2 separate regions of the Homo sapiens genome follow, and region 2 is linked to region 1. Evidence: chromatin loops called from intact Hi-C (ENCODE). Cell type or tissue: HCT116. All regions are shown on one strand. Each heading gives the region's core, and the rest is flanking DNA. Links, peaks and the distances in the headings are about the cores only.

Evidence for each region. Hi-C counts contacts between places; a loop is a spot of excess contacts. Peaks named below come from ENCODE experiments on the same cell type or tissue, not always from the same donor. Only the 100,000 strongest peaks of a DNase experiment are listed, where the experiment ranks them.
Region 2: a loop joins it to region 1, with 3 times the contacts of the local background. A loop is called at or near these places in 2 of 110 quality-filtered maps.

The regions. Positions count from the first base shown.
Region 1 is chr9:81,489,139-81,493,536 of GRCh38, reverse strand. No RefSeq gene overlaps it. Among named protein-coding and RNA genes, the nearest start is that of TLE1, 200 kb to the left of the region's middle. In HCT116, for the core only: no CTCF peak of the experiment used is centred there; DNase peaks (open chromatin) are centred at 2,046 and 2,186.
Region 2 is chr9:81,557,383-81,561,780 of GRCh38, reverse strand. No RefSeq gene overlaps it. Among named protein-coding and RNA genes, the nearest start is that of TLE1, 130 kb to the left of the region's middle. In HCT116, for the core only: no CTCF peak of the experiment used is centred there; a DNase peak (open chromatin) is centred at 1,870; H3K4me3 peaks cover 804 bases; H3K27ac peaks cover 1,406 bases.

The DNA of each region.
Region 1 (4,398 bases), core at 92-4,091:
GGAAAACAAATGCATTACCCCCTATTCCAAATTACCATGAAGTAGGAACACGTGGAGTCATTTTGTGGGATCTTTGGGAAATGGCAGGAATTCAGCTTACAGGATAAATAGGGGCTGTTCCTTTAGAAGACGTTCTGTGTTTCTGTGGTAGCAAATATACCATGTGATGATAGCCCTGTGAATAGCTGTGTTTATCAAATTCCAAAGCAAATACTCAAGTGAAACTCCACATGAAAGGCCAAACCACAAGCTGGAGGTTCCCCATGGCACTGCCAAATTTGCAAAAATGTCTGTGGTTTGTGTATGTGTGTATGTTTGAATTACACATCCATTATACATGCATCTATTTCTAGTAACTGCTGCATACAACCAGAAGAAAGGCTTATCTCTTACCTAATGCTCTAATATCTGTTTATTATCTCATTTCTCTTACCTAATGCTGAGTAGGCAATGATGGGTAGACCTCATGAAAGTTTTGTTATAGAGACAACTTCCCTATCCATAGAGGTATTGTATTATCTAACTTCTAACTCTGGCAATATCTGGCAAGAAAGACATAAATATTGAGTTGCAGGGAAATGTTTAGTGTGTAAGGAGTAACTAGCTGATGTGTACATAGGTGTTGTAGATTAGATCATTGTTTGGCAAATATTTACTTTCTTTATCCCCACTACCTCCATGAGAGGAGTATATTTCCCCACTCTACTAATGTGGACTTGGCATTGTGATTTGCTTTGGTTAATGGAATACATAGGAAGTGACAGTGTGTGAGTTCTGATTCCAGGCCTTAAGATGCTTTGCATGTGTCCACATGAACTTCTGGAAGCCTTCAACTTCTTCTCTTGATACCAGCAGCTGTCTCTCTAGCAAAGGGCCCAGAATGACCACTGTGGAATAGAGTTATTTCAGCTGACTTGCAGCCTAAGGAAGAGTGTATTAGTCTTTTCTCACACTGCTATAAAGAAATACCTGAGACTGGGTAATTTATAAAGAAAAGAGGTTTTATTGGGTCATGGTTCCATAGGCTGTACAGGAGGCATGGCTGGGGAGTCCTCAGGAAACTTACAATCATGGCAGAAGATGAAGGGGAGGCAGGCACATCTTCACATGGCCAGGGCAGAAGAGAGAGAGAGGTGGGAGGTGCTACATACTTTTTTTTTTTTTTTGAGATGGAGCCTTGCTATGTTGCCCAGGCTGGAGTGCAGTGGTGCAATCTCAGCTCACTACAACCTCCGCTTCCCGGGTTCAAGCGATTCTCCTGCCTCAGCCTCCCAAGTAGCTGGGACTACAGGCGTGTGCCACCACACCCAGCTAATTTTTTGTATTTTTAGTAGAGACGGGGTTTCACCGTGTTCGCTAGGATGGTCTGGATCTCCTGACCTTGTGATTCACCCGCCTCGGCCTCTCAAAGTGCTGGGATTACAGGCATGAGCCACCGGGCCCAGCCTGTACACTTTTAAGCAACCAGATCTTATGAGAACTCTATAATGAGAACAGCACTAGGAGGATGGTGCTAAACTATTAGAAACTGATCTAATTGCCTCACACCAGGCCCCACCTCTAACATTGGGGATTACAATTGAACATGAGATTTGGATGGGGACACAGATCCAAACCATATCACAGAGCCTTATGGTGTAGTCACTGAGTTCTAGGTTGGCTAGTTACTCAGCATTATTGTGACAGTTGCTGATTGATATAATAAGTGTGTTTCAACTTATGTGCAAATTTCTTTTTCCCTGAGCTTGTTCTTATACATTAAGTTTGCTTTTATGGTTTCAAGTTGGATGAAACAGTAATAAAAAAAAAAACCCAAAATATGAAAATCAAACCTTTGGTTTATTCAGAGTAGAGTTTGTGATGAGAAAGGATGGCTGTCAGCTGAGGACAGGATAGAGGACTGTGTGTAAGGTTATAGAATAGCTATAAACTAGACAACTGGACAACTGGGCATGCATCACAAGGGAGATGGGGCAGTTTTTTCATTGCTAGGGATTGCATCAGTTATGTGAATTAGGTAAGTGGCCTGATTGGGCATATGCAGTTGAGGAAGAGCCCTATAATGGTTCCTGGCAAAAGGGGAAGGTGAGAGTATGGATTTGCTGCTGCCATGTGAAATTGATGGTCTACTGTTCTAAAATATCTTGTGGGAAGGAAGAGAGCTTAATTTCCTTTAGAGGTGGTTGGATTCACCTGCTTCATGAGGCACTATATGGCTGACTCACTCTCCAAGCTTTAACCAACAGAATGACATATTTTCTGTGATGCCAACATTTTCCCTGGACCACAAGAGACCAGCAGAGGAAGAGTGGTCTGGGCGGACAGTCAACTCTGACCACATAACAACTCTGCCTTTTTTCTTCAGATTGTATATTCTGGAGGGACACTGGCAAACATCTTTGCCTTTTAGTGTGGACACATCAGCATCTTAGGAAACACATCCAGAATTCAGTCACAGACAAGAAATCCCTCTTCACAGCCCTTTTGGCTGCTGCCAGTCTCCTCGCTTTAGCTGAGTACCAATGATAGACTGCCAAGCAAGTACTGTAGTACTTCTTTGTGAGGTTGAACTAAAATGTGAAAAAAAAAAAATCAACCAATGTTTATGGAATGACTCACATGTCCTGGGTTAGTTGTTTTAAGTGGCTTACTTCATTTGCTCCTCATACAATAACACTGTGAGGTAAGTATTATTGTAACCATTTTACAGATGAAGAAACTGAAACCCACAGTTAATCAACTTAACTTCCGGTCACACAGCGAATTGGCAGAACTGTCCTGTTGACCCAGGTCTTTTGGTTCTCAATCCAGTCTTCTTTCCATTATGCCTGGAACTTTCCTAAAATTTAATTTTTGGCTTAGGAGGTACAAATTTGGTAGAGAGATGGTGGTTGACTCTGTTAGATACAAATTGCGGGAATGTAAGGGAAGGCAGTTCAGACCGTCTCCTGCAGCGGAAACAAGACATCCTTGGAGCCCTTGTCAGGAGGATAGATTAAGAAAATGTTGGGGACTTTTCTGTCAGCCTCAAGCTTTCTTCAGAGCCTTGAACCTGTATTAGAATAGATATTTGCAGCAGGCAGAAAGAGGGCAGGAGTTTCCTCTGGCCTATAAGCCTTTTTCTACTACCTGGTTATGGCAGTGAGAAGACTCCTGATATCTGGACAATGGTGACTTCTGTTTGATGAGAACCCGTAATACTGCAGGAGCCAATCTAACTGTGAGTGTACATCTGTTTTCTGTTGGTACCTTTGTCAGTCTCGAAGCTGAGAAGGAGGAATGAGCAGAGTGAAAATCAGAACGGGCTTTTATTATCAACTCTGCTGTGTGATTGTTGCAACTTACTTAGCATTCTTCAACTTTGCCTTTCTGTATTGTGAGGAGATTAGATGATATCATTGCTTCTTTCTTCTTTGTAGCAGCAAAAATATTTTTTAAAAATAACATCTGATGTGGAATCTTAAGATGTAATATAGATTCAACTCTTCTGGATGAAGCGAGGATTGGATTAGGTGCCCGATATGGTCTGAATGTTTGTGTTTACCCAAAATTCCTGTGTTAAAACCTAATTACCAATGTGGTAGTAGGAGGTGGGGCCTTTGGGAGGTGATTAGGTCATGAGAGCATGTCATGCATGGGATTGTTGCCTTATAAAAGAGGGCTCAGAGAGATCCCTTGCTATCATGTCAAGACACAGCAAGAAGGTGCCATCTATGAACCAGAAAGTGGGCCCTCACCCAACAGCAAATCTATTGGTGCCTTGATCTTTGACTTCCCAACCTCCAGAACTATGAGAAATAAGTGTCTGTTGTTTATAAGCCACCCAATCTATGGTGTTTTGTTATGACAGTGTGAAGGGAATAAGACAGACCCAAACCGAGGGGCTGTCTGGAAGCCCTTGAGTCACGTATGAGAAACCCAGAGCTTTGTGGACGAGATTTAAAACTGCCATTCTGGATGATCTCTTGGGTCTTTTTCAAAATTAACAGCATGGGATTACAGAACATGGTGGTCTACGTCACCCTCTAACTGCCCTCCAGGTGTTCATTTCTTGGTTATTTCCAACTTCCAGCCTTGGGGAGGCATCCTTCATTATGTATTTACATTTTCTTTTAATTGTCAAATGAACTGGCTTGAGCTTCTACCTATAAGCTTCTCACCACCCTTTCCATCCATATCTGAGGATTCTTGAGGAGTGTCCATATCTCTCAGTCATATGTTGCTCCAGTTTTCTGCTTCTGCTAACCACACATTTCCTCTTTTGCAGTTGTCTCTTTCTTCTGCCTATATCAGCTCAACATAAACAGCAGCTGTCTTTGGTTCTTTTCCAAGAACCACTCACATATGGCTGCATGAGCCTTGCTTTTACTGAAGGTTGGCAATAGTGGAGGGTTGGGG
Region 2 (4,398 bases), core at 328-4,327, 68 kb before region 1:
ACTTAATAGTACCTGCGCCCTATATATTACTTAGTAAACATTTAAATAAATACACATAAATCGGAAGAAAAAAAATTTTTTAGATGACCACACTTACTAATGAGATTGTGTACGCTAGTTGAGAACACTACGGCTTCTCAAATTATGGAAGCACCACCAACCCTCACTTTCTGTTTCATATTGAATTTTGTGACCTCATGTTAAAACTGAACTAGTTGAGGCTAGCAGTTTGTACAGTGTCTGGCAGTTGTTAAGTACCTCTGTGTTTCTCTTGAGAATTTAAAATATCTCATGGTATCTCTATGAGTTTGCTGGGGAACCACAGGGAACCATGAGGTCTTATGTAAATACTGAAAAAATAGGCAACTCGAAAAATCCTGGAGCCGTGTATTAGTCCATTTTCATGCTGCTGATAAAGACATACCTGAGACTGGGCAATTTACAAAAGAAAGAGGTTTAGTGGGACTCACAGTTCCACGTGGCTGGGGAAGCCTTACAGTCACGGCGGAATACAAGGAGGGGCAAGTCCTCTCTTACATGGATGGCAGCAGGCAAAGAGAGAATGAGGAAGACGCAAAAGTGGAAACCCCTGATAAAACCATCAGATCTCGTGAGACCTACTCACTACCATGAGAACAGTAAGGGAGAAACTGCCCCCATGATTCAATTACCTCCCACCGGGTCCCTCCCACAACACGTGGGAATTATGGGAGTATAATTCAAGATGAGATGTGGGTGGGGACACGGAGCCAAACCACATCAAGTGCATATTGCTCAGTCTCCTCAAGGACTCAAATTTATTAAAGTGCATTCCAATGAACAAATGTTAAAAATGAGGTCCATTTTTTTTCTGATGTTATTTAGATTCATTATCCCATTATCTAATTCATTTTTTTAACCCATTTTAAGGTCTCTGATACTGTAAATAGTTTTGTTGGTTTAGAATTATTTCTGTCATAAGTTTATTTATTATAATATACATACAGTAAAAAGAGCAAGGGTGCTTCGAGCAAGTGTCTTCTTGCTGGGTTTTTACATAGGTATACACTATTGCTGTGTGGGCTGGATAATTCTTTGTTGTGGGGGACTGTCCTGTGCAATACAGGATGTTTAGCAGCCTCCCTGGCCTCCACCCTCTGGGTACCAGCGGCATACCCACCCAGTTGTGACAGCCAAAAATATCTTCAGACATTGCCAAATGTCTGCAGGGGCAAAATCACCCCCAGTTGATTTTATATCATGTCTGCAGGGGCAAAATCACCCCCAGGTGGTTACCTGTTCTATACCATGTAACCACCACCCTCAGGTTGCCAGATTTAACAAACAAAAATGCAAGACAGCCAGGTACATTTGATGTCAGATAAACAACAAATAATTTTTTGTATTAATGTGTCCCAAATATTTAACTGGGCATCCTGTATTTTATCTGGCACGCCTACACCTCCCAGATCAAGATAGAGAACATTTCCAGAACCACAGAGGGCTCCTTTGTGCCCCTTCTCAGTCAGTCAATACCCACACCCCAGGGCCAACCACCATTTTGAATGAAGTCAACTTTTATGTTTTTGTGAAATCCACAGCAACACTTCCCAACAACCCCTTTCTCTGTTGCTCAGTTTTTTTCTCCCCTGAAGGGCCTCAAAACCTCTCCCATGCTAAACTTAAAGAATCTCTTAGACCCGACTCCTGTACCTTTTCAGTTTCCCTCCCCCTCCTCACTCCCTGTGACCCATTCACCTTCTTGTTTTGCTCTTTCTGCCCTGCTACTTCTCTTCACAGAAATAAGAAACTGAGAACCAATCCCGCAAGCAGTTATCATTCCACATTCCTGTTGCCTGTCTCATACTCTTCCTGCCACACATTTTCTGGATTCTGCATGACCACAAACTCAGAGCTAGGCTGACAAAGCCTTCTCTGTAGGGAGGAGAGGGATCTGGAGGGCAAATCTGCAAGAAGTAAACGGCAGGCAGTCTTCGCCAGTCCATCCAGTGGCTGTCAGGGTTGATGTAATCTCTGGATCCTTGTAGCATCTCCCCCACCTCAGTCCCTTTAGGCCTTTCTCCTGGCATCTAACTGGGGGACAAGACTGAAGGATATGGCTTCAGGATCCCTCATTCCGGGAACAGGAACAAATCGCAAGCCTCCTCTTTGTGTTGGTGTCTCTCTACCACACACTCTCATTGCATAGCATTTACGCACACACTGAATTACCTTGTTTTTTTGTTCGTACAAAAGTGTCATGTCAGTCACATTTTAGAGGTAATTAAGGGAACAATTTGGGTAGGGCTGAATTTGCAGAAATCAAGTGAATGTTGCTGAGAGTCGCTGTCATGAACTAGGTAAGGTTTTGACACCAAAAGTAAGCCACGACCTTTGCTTGAGTGGGTGTGAGTCAGGGAAGTTTCTAGAGGAGGTAATGCTTGAACTAAGATTTTGGCCTCAGATTTTGCTAAATAGTTGTGACTGAGCAAGTGTGTTCTAGATTAAGAAGATTTAGAAGAAAGGTAATCATGTCAGTCTGGGTTCTGGGACAAGAAGAGAGAGAAGCAGGGTTGATGTCTGGGCAGAGCTGGGTTGAATAGGGTGAGGATCCAGGAGGAGTAAAGTTGGGAACTTTCACATTTTCTGTGGGTCACAGGGAATCATCATTTTAGACCGTTCACCCTAGTGGTTCTGTGGAGAGGGAAGAGTCAAGAGATTTGTAATTTAGGTCAAGGGGCCAATCATTCACCCCTTAGTGTGAATTTCTATACACCTATCAATTCTGTCCAAAGCTCTAGATGGCATTGGCAGTAAGGAGAGAGGGTTTTACTGAGGCAGTGAGAAGACAGTAAGACGTTTTGAGGCAGTGGATCCTGTGAGGGAGTTCAGGCTTGGCGGAGGGCTGTGCCTCACTGCAGAAGGGCTATCTCCAGTGGTTTTCTGTGACTGAACACATGAAGTTGGGACAGGGAGGCACACGGGGGATTAAAGAAAGAGTGGAAAGGACACAGATGGCCCATGTCACAAGTCTGCCTGGAGTAGGTATCAGCCACATGAATGGATATGCCAGTAGGGGATTGTCAAGTGCTCTCAGAACCCAGGGTTACAGGTGTGACACCTCCGGAACATTTGTTCTTGTATTTATCAACGTGGCCAAGAATGAGTACGAGATTAAGAGAACAAATAGTTTGAAGATTAAGTAATCATGCATTCTGTCTTGGCAGTCTCTGTAGTGCCTCGTTTGATCAGTTTAGTAGAAGCAAGAGACAGTAGTTTACAATTGCAGAGCATGAAAGCTGTTCTCCCAGAAAGGTCTGAGTTCCTGGTAAAGGAATAATGAGCTCACAGGCTGGAAAGGTCACAAGCAAAGTTAACCCATAGCATGGAAAACTAAAAAATGACTTGTTACATCCCTTGTCATGGGCCTAATTTGTTTAAAATCAAATCCATCTGTTCATTTCACACCCTTTGTTCCACTTCCTTGCTGCAATCCACAGTGGATTACTCCATTACTTTAAAACTGGCTGCACTTACAATAAGCTAATAACTTATTTTGTGGTTAACTGCGTCAAGATATTCTGGAACACAACCAACATTCATTCTCTCTCTGTCTCTCAGTCTCTCTCTCCCTCTCTGCCCCTTTGAAGAAAGAACTTCTTAGTGCAGCACATTGACCAGGAAAATCCTTTAAGTCTCCTTCAAAAAATGTTGTGTTTACAGGCTCTGATGAGAGGCAGGTAGGAGAAGAGGTTTGTGTCGCTCTCTAGCCTTTCCTCTCACCACTCGAATAACCTGCTGCAAAGGCTTATTTGTCTCCCATGGGCCATACATTACAAAAGACTTCTTGGCTCAATTGATTCCATTTATGATCTCCAAATCTTAATTTCAAATGAAGCTTGCTCCTTTTCAGGAAAGAATTATCTTCTATGTAATAAACCAGAGTCCCCTGAGGCATTCATTTGAGATGCATCAATTCCCTTAAGGTCCCCTAACCCATTAAAATATGTACAGTATTTCTGGTTAACTAATGGATCACTGGAAAAAATGGGATTGCATGTAAGATATAATTCAAAGAAATGCACTTGGGGTTGTTGGCCAATCCATTCATAGGAACATTTGCTGATTGGGAAAATATTTAATTTTTTTGGCTTAATCTTTTGCCAGACCACACAAACTAGTGGAGGTTGTTATTTCTGATTTGTTGGACCCAATTCTGAAGACAGAGCAGCAATGGAATTTGTGATTTTGTCACTGCTCCTGATGAAGAAATGACTGGCTGGCATTTAAACACAGTTGGAGTTGTACAATCCATGGATATTGCCATTTTTTTTTTTCTTGTTGAGTGCAAGTTATGGCTAGATGTTATCATGTATTCACTCCTGCCTTGTTCTGAAGGGCCAAACATTTTGGAAATAT